Linked DNA regions of Mus musculus: regions 2, 3 and 4 are each linked to region 1. Evidence: chromatin loops called from intact Hi-C (ENCODE). Cell type or tissue: heart. All regions are shown on one strand. Each heading gives the region's core, and the rest is flanking DNA. Links, peaks and the distances in the headings are about the cores only.

Evidence for each region. Hi-C counts contacts between places; a loop is a spot of excess contacts. Peaks named below come from ENCODE experiments on the same cell type or tissue, not always from the same donor. Only the 100,000 strongest peaks of a DNase experiment are listed, where the experiment ranks them.
Region 2: a loop joins it to region 1, with 5 times the contacts of the local background. A loop is called at or near these places in 41 of 42 quality-filtered maps.
Region 3: a loop joins it to region 1, with 3 times the contacts of the local background. A loop is called at or near these places in 4 of 42 quality-filtered maps.
Region 4: it touches region 1 in a loop (3-fold over the local background); 13 of 42 quality-filtered maps call a loop at or near these places.

What each region holds. Positions count from the first base shown.
Region 1 is chr12:80,130,489-80,135,904 of GRCm38, forward strand. 2310015A10Rik (RIKEN cDNA 2310015A10 gene) reads right to left here and starts at 2,356. Exons shown (of 3, transcript NR_033514.1): 1 at 2,239-2,356; 2 at 1,326-1,471. In heart, for the core only: a CTCF peak has its summit at 2,465 (motif pointing left); DNase peaks (open chromatin) are centred at 991 and 2,253; H3K4me3 peaks cover 2,006 bases; H3K27ac peaks cover 3,286 bases.
Region 2 is chr12:79,356,412-79,361,827 of GRCm38, forward strand. The region is part of intron 7 of Rad51b (RAD51 paralog B); the gene reads left to right. Among named protein-coding and RNA genes, the nearest start is that of Rad51b, 62 kb to the left of the region's middle. In heart, for the core only: CTCF peaks have their summits at 2,571 (motif pointing right) and 3,167 (motif pointing right); a DNase peak (open chromatin) is centred at 2,550.
Region 3 is chr12:79,737,630-79,743,045 of GRCm38, forward strand. All of the region lies in intron 8 of Rad51b (RAD51 paralog B), which reads left to right. Among named protein-coding and RNA genes, the nearest start is that of Gm36048, 59 kb to the right of the region's middle. In heart, for the core only: a CTCF peak has its summit at 2,812 (motif pointing right); DNase peaks (open chromatin) are centred at 1,282 and 4,792.
Region 4 is chr12:79,522,740-79,528,155 of GRCm38, forward strand. The region is part of intron 7 of Rad51b (RAD51 paralog B); the gene reads left to right. Among named protein-coding and RNA genes, the nearest start is that of Rad51b, 230 kb to the left of the region's middle. In heart, for the core only: a CTCF peak has its summit at 2,618; no DNase peak of the experiment used is centred there; H3K27ac peaks cover 590 bases.

The DNA.
Region 1 (5,416 bases), core at 324-5,323:
GGACATATCTGCTTTTTCCATGGAGACATCAAAAGGAAAGGGGACACTGAGGGTTTTCTGCAGGGCAACCTAAGCTTGGCTATCTAAGCACATGGCCAGGAGCTGAACTGGAGGACGGTCCCACAGGGACAGACATGGGGACAGTCATCCCCTTACTGAAGCCATGTCTACTCTGAAGGTTGTGAGGCTGGCCTCTTCAGTCAGAGCAGACTGAGGCTTCCCCTAGGCAGGGAGGAAAGAGTTAAGCCTGCTCAAGGCTGGGAAGGCGGGTTCAGCAGCTATAAACAGAGAGCCCTGGGAGGGAGGGAGGGAGGGAGGGAGGGAGGGAGGGAGGGAGCTGACACAGGATGTGGCCAGGGCTTGAGCTTGTCTGATTATTAACTTCACTTTTATTTGGAGGGGGATTCATTCTCTGTTTCACTTCCCATCAAGGAAGTGAAAGCCCAGGTCTCAGAGGGCCTGGTTTCAAATTGTTTTGTCACAGCTCATTTATTTTTTCCCCTTAAATAAATAAACAAAACCACCTCTTTGTTTCCCCCTTAATGAGCATTCCGCAGATCATCTGTGGCCGAGGCTTGAAAGGGGTTTTCAGGAGTCCTTCATGGGACAACTTTGGGTTTCATCTTTTAAAAGGAACAAGAAAGGATCTCTCCGTAGGCATAAACCTTCTCCAAGCTGTCCCAAGCTCTTCTTTCCTGCCTCTTCCTGGGACCCTCAGCCTACACCCCAAGTCTTGCCAAGCACTTAGCCCAGCGGTTCTCAGCCTTTCTAATGCTGAAACTCTCTAACACAGTTCCTCATGCTGTGGTGACCCACCCCCACACACCCCCAACCCATAAAATCACCTTCATTGCTACTTCATAACTGTAATTTTGCAACTGTTGTGAATCATAATGTAAATATCTGTGTCTTCCGAGGGTCCTTTGACAAACCCCCCGGGGGCGCGACCCACATGTTGAGAACCACCGGCTTAGGCCGGTCTTCAGTTGGTCCTGAGCCTGCCAGCCTGATTGTCTTCCCTTTGCCCATAGCCCAAGCCATACAGAATTGCACAGAGGGGGCTCTGAGGGCCCATCTTCTCAGTCTGGTTCACACCTATGGTTTTGGTTCCTACCGCACACACCCTGACAGTTCTACTCAGAATAACTTTCAGTAAACACACAAAAGGATTCCATTACAGGGCTTAAGGAAACACCATTATACATACTCCTGTGCTGAAGGTTCAAAACACCTGTGAATAACTCCTAGGCCCCAATCCAGATTAAAACCTATTCAGTCGCTTGGTAGTCCTCTTGCAAGGACCCGTTCCTGCATGACCTACGTACCCAGTAAGACGACCAATTTCATGATGGGCCTGACACTCATGGGTCCTCAGGATTCAGAAGGGAAGGGTGCAGCCACAAAGACTGAGAGTTGCAGAAGCCCAGTGATGACAGCATGTAGGTGGGCTAGCCAGGAAGAGGCACCTTCACTGGAAACAAAGGGGGAAATCAAGAAAGCTTCTTAGTGGGGGCTGACAGAGGAAAAGAATATTCTAGAACCTGAAAACTACAAATGCTAGAACAACCCCGATGTGTAAACTAGGCAAAGAGGAGGAGCCGTGGGGTCTTCTGTCCCTCGGATGACATCAGAATGATTGAGAAACTGGAAATGAGCTGATCACATATAGCACTGGAGCAGCTAGTCCTTGACCCTGGGTTGGTACGGCCCGAGGGCATCTACTGGAATACCACCTTGTCTCGGACCCTGCCACTGGGCTGCCAGGCAACAACAGCCTGGTGATCACTCTGACCTACTTCAACCACCCATGACTTTTAAGCTCTTTGAATATAGGGCAAAAAGAACTAGGAGGCGACTGGGACAAATCCAATCACTGACCGAAGCGCTGGCCCTGCCTACTAATGGCTAACTGATGGCATTTCCAAACACCCCAGGGAACGTGCCAGGGCCTCGAGTTTTCTTCCCGTTCTTAGAAATTCCTCCCCACGCCCATGGCATTACGGTTTCCAAATCCCAGGCCCGCCGCGGGGCTCGGTGGCCGGACCCCTGGCCGCGCCCGGAGCGGCCAGGAGCTGGTTAAGGGCGCCAAGATGGCCGGCTTGTTTTGCTCGCCGAGGCATCACGCGGAGGCTGCCCTTTGCCTCCGGGGCCGCGGTCAAGGTTCCGCCGCCCTCTCTGGCAGGCTGCCCCGGCCGGCCCGAGCGAGCCTCCTCCCCTGCGCCCTGGAGCCTCGCGAACCTTCGAGACCGGGGCGCGGCAGAGCGACAGCGCGGCCAGCCCGGAGCTTCGGGGCCGCTGCTGGCCCTTCGGCATCTCGGAGCGTCTGTCGCCCGGGCGAGCAGACTGCGGCCGCCCCGCCGGTCTTCCCCAGCCGGCCTTTCACGCCGCTCAAGCAGCCGAGGTCGTTCGATGGGCGTGGCAACACTGCCCTCCACTGGCCAGTGTGCCGAATGGCACACGCGGGGCCATCCTAACTGCCCTGGACCACCGGGCACTGAGACCCTTTCTACAGGGTTCTCAAAAGCGTACACCACACTTCCCTAGGCGTCTTCCCATCTGTTGGTCGGACTCCAACTCAGAGTTTGTATTTTATGGCATTCCAGGGTGAATGTTGCTGCTGTTGGCCGCTGGTCCTGAATCTACCAGCTCAGCCCACTTACTTAGGCCAGGGTTCTATCATCCACTCCAGTATACAGTATGCAGACAGAGCACAGAGGACCCTGATGGAGCTCTCAACCATATGGCACTTAGCGGGATAATTTCACAAATCTAAGATGACACTTGAGAAAGTTTTAAATCTTAAGTGTACGGCTGTTTGCCTATATGTATTTCTATGTACCGTGTGCCTGCAGTGCACTTTGAGGCCAGAAGAGGACTTTTTAAATCCCCTGAACTGGAATTACAGATGGCTGTAAGCTTGTAAGGTTGTAAGCACGTGAGTGCTGGGAATTGAACCTGGGTTTTCTGGAAGAGTAGCCAATGACCTTTACTGCTTATCCGTCTCTCCAGCCCCTTGAAAAAGTTTTAATTCACTTATAAAATATATATGCATATATGTATATGTGTGTATATATTTTATATAGTTATTTAAATCAGGGCAGTTTTCAAGACTGGATTCCCTCCTTCTAACATGTGGATTCTGTAGATTCTAACCAAACTCAGATCATCAGGCCTGTGAATCACCTTCACCAAACTGAACCATCTCACCAGGCCCAGTTTGGAAAAGTTTCCATGTTCTTATAGAGGAAAATATTAAGGCACTGAAAGAAGACATAAATAGGGAACTACAAACAGTCCCCAGTTTATCATAATTTCACCTGTAAGGTGAAACATAAATAATATACATTCAGTAGAAACCACAGTTGAATTTTTAATTCTGGGTTTTCCCCCGGACTAGCAATAAACACAGTATTCTTCTGCGGGAAGTTCCTACAGTCGTGAGTGGGAAGCAGACAGTGGTCTATAGTGTACTGCATGGCACAGTGGTGACGTCTGGTACGTTACGGAAGCAGGTGTACTCTCCACGCTACCTGGCCTTTTCAGTTCATTGAAGGGATTGTTGGGACAGGGCTTCACTGCGAATCAAGGAGCATGTGTGATTTATACTGGGCTGTGTGGAAGCTGTCACAAAAGGCCTTTCTGTGGAAATTCTAAAGAGGGGTCTAGAAGAAGGGAGCAGGAAGGTCCTGGAGAGAACCCAAGAAAGCGCTGGGTGTGGTGAGCAGAGGGGACCAGAGCATTGCCACCCATCCAAAGGCTGAAGGACAAAGCTATGGGAACAGAAGAGAGACCAATGGGCAAGGTCCAGACATCTGGTACCCAGGACCTCCCTCTTAAGAAGAGACCCTGGGACCCAAGATCTTAGCCACACCCAGAATGCTACCTCACCTTTAGGAACCCTAGCCAGGTACTCCTGGGCTTCTCACTGACTGAGTCCGATTTGTTTCAGCCCTTCCTTGAAGCCTGAGGGAGAATCATATTTGATATAACCAGATGCGTTGGGCAGTTGTAAGAAGACAGCGTGCCATCTTCCCACCCATGCAGTTCATGTTTTGTCTGGGGCCAATTTCTTCTGTGAACATTGTTAAGGGCCTGTTGTATGCTTGGGGCTGATGTCACAATTCCAACATGTGAGGAGGACCTCAAAGGATGCGTGCAAGCTCATGCTAGCTTTGCCCTGCCGCTCCAAGCACTTTGGAGAGCAGATAGGGGGACACGCTATCTTTCCCTGAGTCTCGGTTCTCACCCCTCCTATTTATTCCCCTCCCTAATGACTCTAGGGTTGGCCGGGTTAGCACACAGCAACCACAAATGTTGTTGTCAGGATGCTTGTTGCCTGTAGGGTGCCCATGCCAAGCTGAAGATGAGGATGGGACAGACAGCCTCTGCCTGTCTACTGCTCAGGCTTCTGTGGAGAACATTCTCTATTGGTCCCTGCACCCTGCATAACCCTTTCTTCATCAGAAGAATGGGGGAATCAGGATAACTAAGCTCAGCCTCCCAGCACTCAGTCTGGGATAAAGAAGACAGGAAAGTTTATCTAGGGCCCCCATACCACTCCAGTGTTATGTCTTGGGGGGCGGGGGGGGGGGAGTCCATGGATTCCAGGCCCATTGAGCCAGGGAGAGGAACACATAAGAACAACAACAACAACAAAGAAACAAAGTAAGTCACTTTCCAATTCAAAACCAGTTCTGGGTTATCTCCAGCAGCAAGTAACTTAATCTCTCTGAGCCTCAGTTGCCTCATCTGGGAAATGGGGAGAGCACAGCATTCTGCCTCGTCGGAAGATTCTGAAGATTAATAATGATCACTTCTCGGGTGCTGACTCGGTGCCAGGCACTAAGGGCTTCTCATGAGGTCATGTGTGGAAGTACTGGCCTCTGGCAAGCCGGGAGTCAAGCCCCATCATGGGAGCCACGAGTGCAATTTCACAACCGCCCTGGTGCTCAGCACATGTGGTTAACATTTAATAGGTGGAAGTTTAGCAAGCCCTAGGCATATAGTAAGCACTCAATAAATGGCCTTCATTATGAGCCAGAGAATGGGGATCTGTGTGCGGAAGTCCCATGACAAAGAGTATGGAGAGGTAGGCGGCCGGAGATGTCAGCTCACCCTATTTCTTTCTCCCCAGGAAGGCCAGCCCCATGTGTGCTAGGCCGCTCCCAGGCTGGGACGGCAGCTCTTACTCACCCTACCCAGGGAGAAGGTTAATTAGCCTCTCAGCCTGCAGGAGCACCCCAGATGAAAGGTGCTGAATATGAGTATAAGGTGTGACCCCCATATTTATAACTGAGGCTCCCTTAGGTGAGGAAGGGTGGGGGCGGAGAGGCAGGCAAATGAGGGCCTTGCCTTGTTTATGACAGAGGTTCTCAGGAAAGGGAGCTGGCTGCGGTGGTGGCTGAGTCTGAGAAAA
Region 2 (5,416 bases), core at 270-5,269, 770 kb before region 1:
ATGCTGAACTTGAAGTGACGGTTTATGTGAAGTAGTCAGAGTACACCAGTAAAGTTACAGAGCCTTGTCCTCTTGAGGAAACTGCTCTCTCCAGAATGTGAAGACTGGGACAAAGAACATTCTGTTTAGAAGCAACAGTGATGCAAAAATATGGCACCTGAGTATCCTTTTGAAGGTCAGCCGTAATATATATGAGTGGGTGTTATTTCCCTTCAAAACAACCATGGGATATTATATACTCACTTTATGTATGTTTGCTTTTTTTTGATGGGCAGGTCTAGCCCTTCATATAGCCTTTTAAGTATTTTCTGTGGTTTGTGGATTATTTTTGATTTTCGAATAGTCTGTCATTTAGAATCTGAGTAATAGACTTAAAATGTAAATGAGATGTGAAGTAGTACAGGGAATCGTTTGCCTCCAGGGCTGATTCTCAAGGAAACTACCATGAGATATCGAAAGGATGTTTGTGTAATAGTAGTAGAATAAGTTCTTCACTGATACAGCTCACAAATGTGACTCATCTATCTATGTACATTACAGAGGCATGTTAACATATCCATCCCGTTATAGGCTACTTATTCATGGGATTGAAACCATTGCATTATACATGTCAAGAGCACATTACCAATGAGCCCCAGCCCCAGGTCCACACACCACACCTCTTCCACAATCTCCTTTTCCATCTTCAAGCATTATTAGAAAAAGCCGGATGTTGTACACTACTTAGAGAGTCCCTTAGTACACTGGTGCCTAGAAACTACAAAGATTCTGGGAGTTGAAAACGTAAGAGAGACACTGTCACAGGCACTGAGGGCTGGCAGGCTGTAGGTATCCTTGCATTAGGAAAGGATTTGTGTGGTCGTAAACAACTCACACGAAACACACAAACAGGAGTCAAGGGGGCTGGAGAGGGGAGGAGAGTCATGGAACCTTTGTTTTAACTAAGCAAGGAGAAGATGGGGCTGGCTTCTTGGGCTCCCTCACCTCCGAGAGTTGGAATCCCTGGAGTGATTTTGGAAAACCACTGTAGAGAGTCAGGTGTTTAGAGGGCCAGAAAAGGACTTGTATACAGAACAGGAAGACTTCATTCCTTCCGTACTCTTCTGAGATTATTACAAAACAATTTAAAGTTTTGCATTTACCAATTGTATACTTTCTTTCAAAAGTCATAATAAGAGTCCTTCAAATGTTTTAATTTTGTGACACCTTTGTATTTTCACAGTTCTCTAAGTTTAAACACTTCAAATTGAAAAATCAGGAGAAGCTTTACCCAAAAGTAGAGGAATTCTTTTGTGAGTAATATTCTGACTGAATAGCCCAAGCCACCGCCCACCCCACACACCCCAATCTCCATGGATCTAAATGCAAGGCCTCAGACTGGTTCCGCCAGGTTCATTGGAGGCCACTTGTTAAAAACAAAGATTTCATATTGTAGGGCTGGTGATGTAGCTCAGTGATAGAGCTCTTGCCTAGCGTGCACTAGGTCAATGTTTGATCTCAGTATTGCAAAACCCGAAAGAAACAAAGAGACAAAACGACTTCTTGATTCTGACACACTGAATTAGAACCTTCAGGGTAGGGCCTAGGTATTTTAGTACATTCTCAGCACAAGAGAATAGTTTCTAAAAGTAGATGTAGACTATACTCCGACTCCTGACAAGGACACTGGAAAGGTGGAATGGTGCTAGAATGTGGGAAATGAATAAATAGCATCGTGTAGAGCTTGTTCTCTGAAGTTCTGGAGACCAGAGTGTGATTAGTGGGAATCCACTGACAGTAACACAAATATTGTGTGTAAAAATTTACTCTGAGTGTCTGGTCATTCACTAGCTCTGTGACTTGAACAAAATATTTAATAATTCCTCAGTAGCTTATTTTCTTTTTCTCTAATATAGAGATTTTTTGGATTTGATTCCTCAGCACTGCAAAGGCAAATCAATAACAATAGCAGCAGCAGCAGCAGCAACAACAAAGATCATTATTGCTGTTCCTTTAGCATACAAAGGAGCTATCTGGTCTCTACTGTGAATTTTTTTTTTTAATGGTCAGTTCTATTTAGTAAGGAGGGGGAAAGAAAAGCCTAAGAATATTATATAAATGTATATGCTGGGGGAAGAAGGGCTTCTTTCATTTCTTTGGAAGGAGATTTTCTTTTCTTTCTTGGATATTTTCTTTACTTACATTTCAAATGTTATCCCCTTTCCCGGTTCCCCTCCCCTCCCCCGCCCCCGGAAACCCCTTATCCCATCCTACCCCACCCCCCACCCCACTTCTATGAGGGTGTTCCTCCACCCGCCCACCCACCCACTCCCACCTCCCCACCTTCAGTTTCTCTACACTGGGGCATCTATCGAGCCTTCATAGGACCAAGGACCTCTCCTCCTATTGATGCATGACAAGGCCATCCTCTGCAACGTGTGCAGCTGGAGCCATGTGTACTCCTTGGTTGATGGCTTAGTCCCTGGGAGCTCTGGGGAAACTGGTTGGTTGATATTGTTGTTCTGGAAGAAGATTTTCAAGTGACAGTCTCAGTTTTCATTTCTGCAGTGCTCGCTGGTCAAAAGAGCTGTGATAGAGCAGACACAGTAGATGGCGCTGTAGGCTTATTTTTAAAAGAAGCTAGTGTAGGGGTAGGGGTGGAAGGAGAGATTAACGTGCATTGTGATAAGCCCCGCCCCTAGGACTTTGTATCCATGTAAGTGCCTTTAAGAAGTAAATTTTGGGGGGTAGAGCTAGAGTATAACTTCAGTAAAAATCAATGTCTTAGCTGCTCTATTTGTGTGAGTTTTGTCACTTGGAAATTATTACTTGTGCTTCAAGCTATAAAATGTAAAGGAGTTATTTTCTTTTAAGACATTTTCTTATGTATGAGGGTTCCCCCCTAATTGTCTTTGTATTTTAATATTTCCATTTCTTCCTAGTTTTTTCTGGCCCTTTTTTGTTATCTAATAAAAATATGGTTATGAAGTTAAATTGAATGACATCAATTATAATGTAGTCACATTTTTAAATTCAAGTTTTCACATTAAATACACATTCAAGTAGCATGGGTCACATTAAGGATAATTTAGTTTTAAATTTTATTTTATTTTATTATGTGAATGGGTGTTTTTCCTGCTTGTATGTGTATGCATTGTGTGTATGTTTGGTACCTGTGGAGGCCAGAGGAGGGTGCCAGATCCCTGGAACTAGAGTTACAGTGCGGGTCTGGGAATCAAATCCTAGATCCCCTAGAAGAGCAACCAGTGCTCTCAGTGACTGAGTCATCTTTCCAGCTCATATGTGTGTGTGTACATATGTGTGTATATGTATGTACGTGTGTGTTTGTGATCTTCTATGTTTTATGTGGTAGAACTTGTTTAATCTTTGTAATAACTATGAGAACTGTTATCCCCCTTTCTCGATAAATTGTCTCAGATGCTTAGTAGATTGCTAAGTTCTCATACTGAGTCTGAACTGCAGCTACTGTAGGAATTTCATCTGTGGATTGAAGTTACAGATTTTGAGCACATACTGTGTGCCAGGCATGCTGTATGCCAGGCAAACAACAGCGGTCAAAACTAACATGGGTGTTACCATTAAAGACCTTAAAATTATTAAATGTTCAACAGAGTTTTTTGGATGCCCGATGCCTTGATGTCGGTAAAAAGAAAACCCCAGGGAAATGGTCAGTAAAGTGCTTGCTGTGTAGTCCTAAGGATCCTAATGATACCTGCAGCACTCACAGGACAAGGTGGGTGTAGTAACCTGCGATCATAATCTCAGCTCGGGGGAGACTGAGACAGGGAAGTTCATGGGCATTGCTGGCCAGCTAGCCTAGCCACATTTATTAGGTCTGGGCCAAATGAGAGACCTTTGTCTTAAAAACCAAAGTGGATCACCCGAGGGATGTCTGAGATTGACCTATGGCCTCTACATACATGCATGTATAATCACAAGAGAGGGAGATAGATAGACAGAGAAGATGTGCTTCAGTCACTATCTCCTGGGTAGGCCAAGGAACTGAAAGTTCTTCAAAGAGAAAGATAGAATCATATTTACCTTAGACACATTAATATATTAATATTTTTGGATATATGTCTTTTATCCAAGGGGAAAACAAGACTTTCATGCTTTGCTCCTTCAACAGTTGAATTATGACTTTCTCCCTGACCGTTGAAGTATGAAATCAGGGAGGGAGATGGTTCTGGGGAAGTCGCTCAACATGCAAGCATGAAGAGCTGGGTTCTTATCCTCTAATCTCATGTAGAAACTGGACGTGGTGGTGTGCTCTGGTAACCTCAGTGCTGGGAGATGAAGACAGGGGGATCCTGGGAGCTCGCTGGCCAGCCATTTCAGCCAAAACAGTGAGCTTTAGGTTTGCTGAGACCTACCTCAAAAGTGAGGCAGTATGACTGAGGCAAGGGACCGGAGAGTCAACCTCTAGCTTCCCATAGGCATCTGGGTGGCTCTCACCCATGTACACTCATGTACACACATGCATATACTACATATACACACGAAATAAAAATGTAAAAATTAGTAAATAACAATGAGAAGAAAATAAGATAAAACTGGCTTCTAGGTAAGAGTTAGGAGGAGTAAGTGGAATCAAGCTACACCAGAATATCTAGACTTTGTGCTGATTAAATGACAATATTCAAAGCAAGGTGGTGGTAGTTGAAATAAGCAAGATTGAATTTTGTATTCTAAAATCATAAAAATGTTTAGATTGTTTCTCTAGTGCCATTTAATAAGTCTTCTGGCATCCAGCCATCCTAGGAGTACCCCACATTGGCACGGACCTTTTTCTTTAATTTTTTGGACATTTGGCTTTTTTTTTTTTTTCTATTGACTTCATGAGTAAGTTCCAACTTATTTTCTCATTGCTGCCAGGATTTCTTGATATTGAAGGAAACATGGCTGAAGAGAAAATGTGGACCAATCATTTACGTTGATGGATTTTGACCATGCTTTAGGTCTCCTGAAATTATGCGAAGTGTTAAGTATATTCTTAGGAGTGTATTTTGGGAAGAGAATCCATAGCCTTCATAAACTTCTCTATGGCTTTCATGGACAAATAAGGACAAAAGTCGTGGGGTTCTGCATGGCCTTGGGGTTTGGAGGTACATTTTTGGGGACCCTTTAGTTTTAGGATGTTCTATTTGGAAGTAAGGACTATCTGAAGTCAGGAAAATGGTTATTTTTTCCGGAAACAAAACAGGAAGGGAACACTAGACAAAGGAGAAATAGACACCTGGAACATTAAATCCCAAATCTCTGATTTTTATCACATTAAAACAGTGGGTCAAGGCACCCGATGCCAAGCCCGGCTGCCTGAATTCATTCTCTGGGACTGGGTAGTGAAAGGAGAGAACCAGCTGCCACAAGCCGTGCTCTGATCTCCAGGATGATCAAGTAGTTAACTTGTTAAACT
Region 3 (5,416 bases), core at 283-5,282, 390 kb before region 1:
ATGGGACCTTGACCATTGTCTCTCTCACTTCATTCTATAGTTAACTCAGAGTATCTTTGAGATAATGAGATACAATGGGCAGTAAATAAAAATACATATAGTACTTGGTATCAAGAAGCTTGGGATGCTCCACCCGGGGATCCATCCCATAATCAGCCACCAAACCCAGACACTATTGCACAATGCCAGAAAGATTTTGCTGAAGGGGCCCTGTTATAGCTGTCTCGTATGAGGCTATGCCAGTGCCTGGCAAATACAGAAGTGGATGCTCACAGTCATCTATAAGATGGAACACAGGGCCCCCAATGGAGAAGCTAGAGAAAGTACCCAAGGAGCTGAAGGGGTCTGCAACCCTATAGGTGGAACAACAATATGAACTAACCAGTACCCCCAGAGCTCGTATCTCTAGCTGCATATGTAGCAGAAGATGGCCTAGACAGATTTCTTCCACAATTAGGCTCTCACGCTACCTCTAACCCTGACTGGTAAAAATGTCATGATAAAGGGACTGGGAAGAGAGGCCCCTTGGTATTGCAAACTTTATATGCCCCAATACAGGGGAATGCCAGGGCCAAGAAGTGGGAGTGGGTGGGGAGGGGAGCAGGATGGAGGGAGGGTATAAGGAACTTTCAGTATAGCATTTGAAATGTATATAAAGAAAATATCTAATAATAAATAAATAAATAAAACCCAATAAAATAGCTAATCAAAGAGAAGAAGAAGAAGAAGAAGAAGAAGAAGAAGAAGAAGAAGAAGAAGAAGAAGAAGCAGCAGCAGCAGCAGCAGCAGCAGCAGCAGCAGCAGCAGCAGCAGCTTGAGATGGATAAATATATACGGAAAAGACTGAGCTGGAGAGACTTCTCAGGGTTAAAGCACTTGCTGTTCTTGCAGAGGAACCAGAATCAATTCCCAGCACAACCATCTGAGACTCCAGGGGCTTCCACACCGTCTTCTGGCAGACACAGATGTAGTATGCAGTCACAATGCCCATACACATAAAGTGAAATAACCATTTTAGAAGAAAGGATAAAATGAAGGAAGGAAGGAAGGAAGGAAGGAAGGAAGGAAGGAAGGAAGAAAGAAAGAAAGAAAGAAAGAAAGAAAGAAAGAAAGAAAGAAAGAAAGAAAGAAAGAAAGAAAGAAAGAAAGAAAGGGAGGAAGGAAGATAGACAGACTTAGAAAGAACAGAAATAGGAGCTGGCACAAAGATCATTGGGAAATATGTCTAGTTATTTGGCTCTGGCCAGTGGATTATCTGGCCTGGGATTCCTCAACCAGACCATTCTTGACATCTGGAACCAGCTGCCCCTTGACTGTTTAAGGCTGTCCTGTACATTGTTCTGTGTTAGCTGGAGGTCTGCCTTTCCCTAGTGAGGAGATGCCAGTGGCACCACCTCCTACCATTTGTGACAACCAAAATATATCTCTAGACATTAGTAAATAACTACAAGTCAGGGTCAGGGGAGAACTGTTCTCCATAGAGATTCACTAATCTCAGATATATTGTCTTTGAAAGCCACATCAGAAGATATTTTGTGAGAGGATAGAATGGCCTTCTGAATTATAACCTCAAAAGTTAGAACTTTAGACATTTCCTAACCGGTACAAATACACATTAGTTTTGTTATTCTTTATTCATTCATCCAGAAAGGCAGCTATTGAAAATGACATGTCAGGAACCTTGCTAAGTCTAGACAAAAAGCAGAACTTACCCACAAGCTCTTAGAATTTAAACCTATTCAAACGCTACTCCGTAGAGTTGGTTTGCTCACCAGTGCTAATGAAGTTAAAGTTTTGAAGTTGTGTTTCATTATGTGCCTTTAACGTGGATTAGCCACATCATTTATTAGACCAGTACAAATGTCCTCAAGTCTACTTTGAATCCTATTGGTAGGATGTTGGAAGATTCCTGAGATATGAAGGTAATATCATTAAAGCTGAAAGACTCAGAGTCCAATGAAAACCTTTCATTAAATGGCTTTCAGTACATGTTTTAGTTGGTTGGTTGGTTGGTTGGATTTTTCACTGGCCCATCTGGGCCCAAACTCACTCATGATTCTACCCAGCCTTACGTTGTAGTGTATTCCTTTAATTTACTCAGGCCTTTCTTCCTAAATGAGACATTATACCTAGAAAAAACCAGATACTTCTTATTTTACTCTTAGCTCTAATCTATTAGAAGAAGTTCATACATCTTGTAATTTGCTGCTAATTCCCTACCAGTGCTTGGTCGCATGGGTGGGCATTTTAGTTACAGGCAAGAGGGATAAGGAGATGCTACTGACATGGGCTGAAAGATGATGCTTAGGTCCTACAATGCCACCAAGAGCCAGTACAACTAAGTGATCAGTTCGAAGAATTTCCAGATCACTAGCTGAGTGGCACATTCAACTTTAAACCCACACAGGTTTGGGGAAGTATACTCGCCCCTGATCTGTGGTCTGAAGTCTGCTAGTGAGTTCAAAATTCTTTGAACTGATCACTTTTTGTCATTGTCGATCCCAAGGCCGTACTCTAAGAGGCACGGTGTGAACAGGGAACTCCCGAGAGGGTGGGTGGAGAAGAAATTTTGAGGGAATGGGTGGAGGTATAAGTAGTCTTTTGGTGTGCGACGTGTGCATCTGTGCTTCCATTTGCATACGTGTTTTATTAAATTAGTCAGTGACTCCTGAAAGTTTCTTCTTTTTACTTTTCAAAGGCAAAACCCACTTGTAGAAATAAGCTTAATTTATTTTATTTTTTATTATTTTTTAAAGATTTATTTATTTTATATATATGAGCACACTGTAGCTGTCTTCAGACACACCAGAAGAGGGCATCGGATTCCATTACAGATGATTGTGAGCCACCATGTAGTTGTTGGGAATTCAACTCAGGATATCTGGAAGAGCAGTCAGTGCTCTTAACCTCTGAGCCATCTCTCCAGCCCAATTTATTTTATTTTTTGCGATTACAATATAATTTCCCCCTTCTCTTTACTCCCTCCAAAACCTCCCATAGATTTATTGTTAGTCTCTTTCAAATGCATGGTATCCTTTTTCATTAATTGTTGTTGTTGGTTTTGGTGGTAGTGATGGCATATATTCCTAAATACATGAATACAACCTGCTCAGTCCATATAATGTTACTTTTGTGTGCATGTTCTCAGGGCTGACCATTTGGTAGAATAACCAATTGATGCGCTCGTCCCTGGGGAAAGACCATTTCTCCTGCGTTCAGCATTCCTTAGTTGCCTGCAATTCTTTTGTACAGGGTTGAAATCTTTTGAGCCTTCCTCCATCAACATTAGCATGTTTATTGCTGTCCTCCTTGTTCAGTTCATCTTTAGGCTGCCATGTTGGTGAGACTTTATGGGTATAGCTTCTGACATTTCTAAGAGGCACAGTTTCACACCAACTCCCTGTATTTCTGGCTCTTTCCACCCCTCATCCACAATGACACCTGAGCCTTAGTAACAGGGGTTGGGTTGTGGATGTATCGGTTGGAAGTGGACTCCACAACTATACATTTTGATTGGCTGTGGTTTCTTTAATGGTCACCATCTGTTGCGAAGAGAAGTTTCCTTGATAAGGGGTGAGGACTACACGTTTAGGGCTAGACCCTGGAGAATGTTGTCTTGATTTTCTTAGTTTCTGATCACTTTATTGAGTGAAATAACCAGGTGGACTAGGGAAGGAAATAAATTTTAAACCTTCCCTTCTTCTGAAGATATTTGTCTGTTGTTTATGTAACAGGGATTGTACTATCACAGGAAATATTACTTTAAAAATGAACCAATACTCAAAAGGTAAGCATCTTCCAAACTGGCTGTCTGAGCTGGTGTCAGCAATAGGCAAGTCTCACAATTGGTAGCTGCCTTTAATCCCACCTGGAAATAATGACCATTAGAGAACATGTTTGTTTGGTTTCTTTTCTAGCAAAAACAAAAACAAGACAAAACAAAAAAGACCTTAAAAGATTACACAGGGGGACAAGTGAAATGGCTCAGCAAGTACAGGCATTTGCCACCAAACCTGATAAGCTGGACTTGATTCCCAGGCCTCACATGAAAGAAGGCAAGAACCAACCCCAACAGCTTGTCCTCTAACCTCCACAGGTGTGTGTCAGCATGCATCATGCTTATGGGCACGCATGCACATGCACACACAAACACTTATTTTTAGGGGAATACACATTTTTAGTGTGTATGTGTGTGTGGGAGGGGGTGTAACAGAGTTACAGACAACTTGTAAAGCAGTCATTTGCCTCCCATGTGAATAGCCACATGTCTGGTCTCAGCATTGTCCACTGGCCGCTTTCTCTAGCCAAGACTCCTCCCCCCACGCCCCCAGCCCACAAAGGAAACTGTTGCAATCTATAGATCTGACTAAGGAAATTTGTTTTAGGGTCAGAATAAAAGGTACCCCCCAAGTCATGTCATGCTCTAGCATTCTGTAATACTGCCTACTGGTAAAAAGGAATTATGTCTTAAATATACAATAACAAGAGTTCCATAAAAATCATTGTGTCCCCTTTAGAACCAGGGGTGTCTCTCCAAGGTCACCAGTAAAAGTTCCACTCCACTATCCACCAATCATGGACAACAGTTGTGTTTAAAAAGTGGGCTTGTCGCTGTTTTTCATGCAGGATGATTACTCAGTGGCCATGACCTTCTGGGTTGAACGGAAAGGGCTCTGCAGAGTTAGACAGCACAAGGACAGGAGTCGCCGTGGGAGTGTGCTGCAAACAGAGATGGGCTAAGTTACTCAGTTGCCATCTGTCTCTGTTTTGCTAACTCATTAGCTCGGACACCACATTGTGTTAATCCGCACTTCCCCTGGCTATGAGCTTAATCCAAGTCTCCAGGGAACAGAGGGACTGCTCAGCCTGACTCTCTCCTCAGCTGGGTGGCAACTTCTCCACATGGGCAGCATGCCAGACCTGCCACCCTTCCCTGCCACATCATATGGAGGTGAAGCCTCCCCCTCCCTAGCCTCGGCAATTAAAATGGAAGCCTCTGGATGTTACTATTCTTCCTGGCAATGTGATACATTTTGCTCTTTCTCTTCTTAGTATTCCTTCTCTGTACCCCTTCCAGGCCCTTGATAGTTTTAAGCTCGTCATAGAAGAAGCTTGGTGACATTAGGTACCCCACCCATCCCACAGGCTCTTGCATGCTTTCTGAATCTCTTAAAAGAGCCCATACCAAAGCTAAGAGCCAATAAGCAAGGCTGAATTCATTTCCCAGAACTAACCACCACCACCACCCCCCACCCCCTGAGAAGGCAAGGCTTTAACTAGCATTAAGAACATCCAATAGTTCTGAGAGTAATTCTTTAGAAATGTTGGAGGCTAAAGAGATGGCTCAGCAGTTAAGAGCACTCACTGCTCTTACAGAAGACCTGGGCTTCAGTCGCAGCACCCACATGGTAGCTCC
Region 4 (5,416 bases), core at 235-5,234, 610 kb before region 1:
CTGGTCAATTGATTTGTTTGCTTCTACACAATTTCCTGTCTCATCACATTTTTTGTGAACCACATGTTTGAGACCGATGCTGCTGATGGAGCCCTTACAGAGTATAAGAAAGAGGTTCACCTCCACCAGGAAAACCTTGTGCATTTCAATTTTTTTTTTAAATTCCAGATCATTTTACTGGTAGTTCTCTCTGCTTTTGTGTGGAAAGTTGCACGGCCTTTAGGAAGAGCCTTCTTTCAAGTAGGAGAGCCTTGAAGACACTGTCTCCAGCGTATATGATGCCCATGGTAGCTTATGTGGCCCTGCTTGGGTTTTAGCATTTGTCAGTTAAGATGCACATGCAGTGCTCTCAGAGGCTTGAGTATTTTTCTTTTTTTTCTTTTTTTTTTTTTTGAGTATTTTTCTTAATGGAGGCTCTATGGTAAATCATAGTTAATTTTCATTCTAATAGGTCGTTATCTACTATGTGAAGTTTATTCATGAAGTATTTGGGGAAGCATGTGTTCAAGCTACAATGAATTATAAAATTTCCTTATTGATAATAGTGCATGCCCCCAAGTTTCTAGACAGTTTCAAAAATAGAAACTTTGGTAACATTTTTTTTTCCTTCAGAAGTGTTTTGTAGCTCTTTTTGTGTGTGTGTGTGAAAGTTTAAACCCTCAGCAGTAAGAGTTCCCAAGCTGACTTCATAACCTCTCTTCAATTCAAAGGGGTATTAGAGTCTGAGGAAGACTTACTTTGGGTACTGCTGTTGGGATGGTGGGGAACAACAGAACCATCAGCAGCTAAAAATGAAATATACAAGTATTTAGAACCCGTTCTAGGCTAGCACTCCATACATGGCTGTGCTGAACCTCCGAACATGGCCCGAAGGATTGGTTACCTGGAATTCAGAGAACTAGAAAACCTACTTTTCTTCTGAATTTCGTTTTTTTAAAACCATATTTATAAACAATTACTACATGTTAGTCCTTCATCTTCTTTGATGTCTTGATTATTTTAACAAATTTTTACACAATAAGTGGCATTGTGAAAAAATGAAAATCCTACATAGAAGTCTAATAGTAACAGTTACTGAGCTAGGTAATCTGAGGGTTTCAGAACTGAAGGAAGGCTCAGATACCTTTCAGACCACATTTGTAATTTGATAGATGAAAAGGCTGCTGTTCTAAAGTGTCTCAGCCTCGCCCAGAAGAACTAACAAGTGCAGAATTAAGAAAAGGCTGTCTGCATACTTCTACCATGGAAATGCTGGGGCCCAGAAACATTTTGAATTTTAGACTTCTTTGGATTGTGGAATATTTGCATCTATGGGTTTATATAGCATGGGAATGGGAAGCAAATCTAAATGTGCAACTTACTGTGTTCCATGCGTATCTCCTTCACGTGGCCTGGACATAATTTCATATCATACCTGTAGCATGCCTGCCAGCCTGTCACATGAGGTCAGGTGTAACATTTTCCATTTGTGGTCTCATCCTGGCCGTCAAAGGGTCTCAGGTTTTGGATTTTAGCATTATGGAAGCTGACCCTATAGATTTTAGTTCCAATTTCTGTTGTATTTTAGAAATAGCACTTTACAGATCCTCCATATCCTAAAAGTAATGATGTTGGTAACCATTAATTTTAAAATATGACAAGCCTATTAGTTTTGTTGTTTTTTTTTTTAAAGAAAAAAATGTTAATTTATGTTTGGTTTTTCAGAAAACCACAGTACCCCTTTCCAGATTGGAGAGAATTTCCTGGAGAAGGCTCCCTTTGATATACTGTTGACCATTTGTTTGAGGCTACAATGGGCTGTGATTTCTCAGTGATGGTCCTGGAAGACGGTGCTCAACCTGAGACCATAGAAGAAAAATTGTTCTGCTTCTGGCATATTCCATGAGATGACTAATAGATAGCTTTCAGGGAGACTAGTTCATGACAGACTTCCCACCACACCCTTTGCACAGCGTCCCCCCACCCCCCTCCTACTCAATCCCAACGTGCCTTGACTAAACTCAGTGAACAAGACCATTGTACGACTCGGAAGGAAAATGTCTAAAGTATAGAAAGTTCTAATGACTTGGTAGATGCCGTAAGGACTTTCTGAGCTGGAAGCTGAATCACTTGTGCCTCTGGCTTTATGGAGTATGCCCAGGTGGTGTAATTCTTCAGTGTAACACTGAGGTAATTTTTGCATCAGTCAAGGAAATGGTTTAAGTTTCAAGCGTATGAAAGGGCAAGCTATAATTGTTCAATTCCAGTGAAGCACGGGTGTGTTTCATTTTCTCCCTTTATTTCTTGCTGTCTTCTTTAGGTAAGACAAGCCAAGGAAGGAGTGTGCTCATATGAATCTGCAAGTGAGCTTTAAAGTCAGTGAATGCGTTTGAACGCCTGCATGTTATATAACACGCTTCTCTTGTAAATGTTGGACACTCCTTAGAGCGTGTCTCTCTCACTTAGAGAAGAGAGTTGCTTTCACATAGTGACAGACGGTGTGTAATGATGATACAGTGGAGAGAAGCAGAAAGTAAGGATTTATTTTTGCCCTCATTGTTGATTTTCATGTGATATGAGTTGAATAATTTACTTCATCTCCTGTATCTGCTGAGGTGAGTGGTAATATTTTCAGTGGCCACACAGAGGTGCTGGGAGAATGAAAAATAAATTTTCCCAAAACTCATTATGTTGCCTGGAAGATAGACGTATTTAACAAGCAGTCGATTTCATTTCCCATCTTGTTTTATAGCAGTCACCTATCACGTAATCAGAAGAGCCTTCACATTCGTGATCATTTTTCACAATGTCATGTGTAGAGGTTAGAATAATTGCTTGTGTCTTCAAATATGGAAACTAAAGCTCCCAGAATATTTGCTCGATTTGCGTTTGAACACCCCAGTTGCTGCAGTTAGATGGCCTCATATTGACTGTGAGTTGGGAGCTGTTGAAACCAGCTTTAATGTATGGACAGCCACTTCCTCTGTCATATGCACTTTGTCTATGCTTGACATTTTACATGTAAATATTTACTTTTTTTTTTAAAAAGCAGTTCCCGTTTTCATTATGAATTTTGTTTAAAAATTGCTGAGCTCACTAATCTCCTTACTTTTTAAAATTCAGCAAGAAGTTTGATAAAAGTTTATAAGCATGGAGCCAGAACACAAGTTTTAATTTTTTTTATTCAGTGTTCCTAGTTTCCAGTGCTATGACATGGCTGCTCTTTAGCACTTTTGACCCCAGACGTCGTGTTAGGAATTGCTTTTGTTTTTTCCTCACTCTTGCTCCCGCTTATCACCCTGTCATGTGGTTGTTGACTTTAGATTTTCATTTTCCTATCTGGAAATTATAAGCAGTTATTTATTAACCCGATTACTTTATGCTTCAATGGACTTGTCAGTGGGTGGCCTTGTGAATTATTTCAGCTTTTAGAGATACAGATCAACCGCGCCACCCTATACACACAACACAAAGCTGCCGACTCCGCTATTGTAGGACTTGTCATTGAGTGGCATTTGAAACTTGTAAGAGCACTCCCTCTGCTTTTTTTTTTTTTTTTTTTTTGCCTTTTTTTTTTGAATAATACTTAACATGGGTTTTATTTTCTTAGTAGACTTGAATAGTTGAAACTTGTCATTTCATAAGCTCTTGGATAGCACAAATGTTGAACAGGAATTACAGCATTCTTGGTGCGATTTAGTTCTAGTCATCAAAAGCAATCAATTTTACAGTAGAATTGTAAAACTTCAGAGCTAGGTGTAACTAATAACCAGGTATAGGCCTCTCAGTTTATTTAAGAAAAATCTGAAGATCAAAAAGACTAGGTAATTTGTTACTGCTCCATTCTTTAGGACTGGTGAAGTTGGGACTTGAACCCGGGATTCTTCACTTGTAGCTCAGAGTTCTTAATTAGGCTACATCTCCCATGCCTCTGAATCTTTGGCTCCACTTTTGAACAGCAGATGATGTCTCTACTTTGTACAACTTAGAAATATGATTGTTTTTGCTATTCCTTGCCAAGCTATATTGGAGCCTGAGTCAAAATGAAAGGCTAGCTATATTGACTTTGTCTTTATCATGGACTTTTAGCATTTTTAAATTGTATTAAATAATTATCTTAATCAGTAAATCCTTCACTCACGTCCTAGTTCTATTACTTTACTTTAATTTACCAACTATAAACCCCTCTTTTCAGCCTTCTGAAATAAATATGGCCATTTGGGGGATATTTTCTAGTTAATTAGGAAGTTGAAGCCAGTTGGGAGTTCTGTTATTCTCTTTCACTGTATGGTGCTTTGAGCCCTTATATAATGTGTGTGTGTGTGTGTGTGTGTGTGTGATTTATATGGATTAGCAATTGAAGAATGTTCTTTATAGCCCTATTGCTTTCATTGCTGTGCTTGGTTCTCTCAACAAATGTTTGACATAGGTATTGGGTACATTTTTCCCCCCTAAATAATCAAGTCTAAATCTCACAGACTTAAAGTGAAAGAATTAAGTCACTGATCACTGCTGATGTGTCTGGGGACAGACCTGACTTGCAACATTAGCATCATTTCTTCAGGTTCTACTTCTTTTCCTACCTTGAAGCGCCAAGCTTAAAACTCTCCTATACCAGCTGGGCAGGAGGAGATCCTCCCCTGAGTGCTCCAGCATGAGGTTGCAGAGTTGAGTAACCGACCCTCTGTAACTCCAATGCCATCCCTGAGCCAGACTGTGAGGCTGCAAGATGCACTTACATCACTGTTCAAATATGCTGCCTGTGCTCTAGCTTGGGGCAGAGTCTTAAGACCAGAACAGAGGAGATGTAACTCTTCTAAAGGAAGAAAGGATACCAGAAGCCCCTTCCAAAGGAAGTCCTAAAGCTGGTCCTGGTGGTCCTGGTCTGTAATCGTAGATATTGGGGAGGCTGAGCTAGAAGTATATCTTTGTTTAAATCCAACCTGGGCTACAGAGTCCAAGGCCAGTCTGGACAACTTAAAGAGGCTGTACCTCAAAGTGAAAATTTAAAAAGAAGGATAGAGCGTAGACAGCTTTGCCTGGTGTAATGGCTGGTTTTAATTATCACCTTGGCACAGGTAAAATTCCCTGGGAAAGACTCTCCATCAGGTTGGCCTGTGGACATCTCCTTGGGGGGCTTGTCTTGATTACATTAGTTCATGAGGGAACCCCAAATTAAAAGTAGGTGGTACCATAACCTGGGGTTTGGTGTTTAATTCTATAGAGAAAGTAAAGCTGAGAAATAAACCTGTATGCATTCATTTCTCTTTGCTGTTAACTGTGGATGTGATGTGACCAATGTTTTAAGTTCTTACCACCCTGGCTTCCTACTATGGTGGGTGGTGGCTTAAATTGTGAGTTAAAATAAACCCTTTCTCCCCTGAGACGCTCCTCGTCAGGTATTTCATCTCAGCTTCAGAAATGAAACTAGCATGTA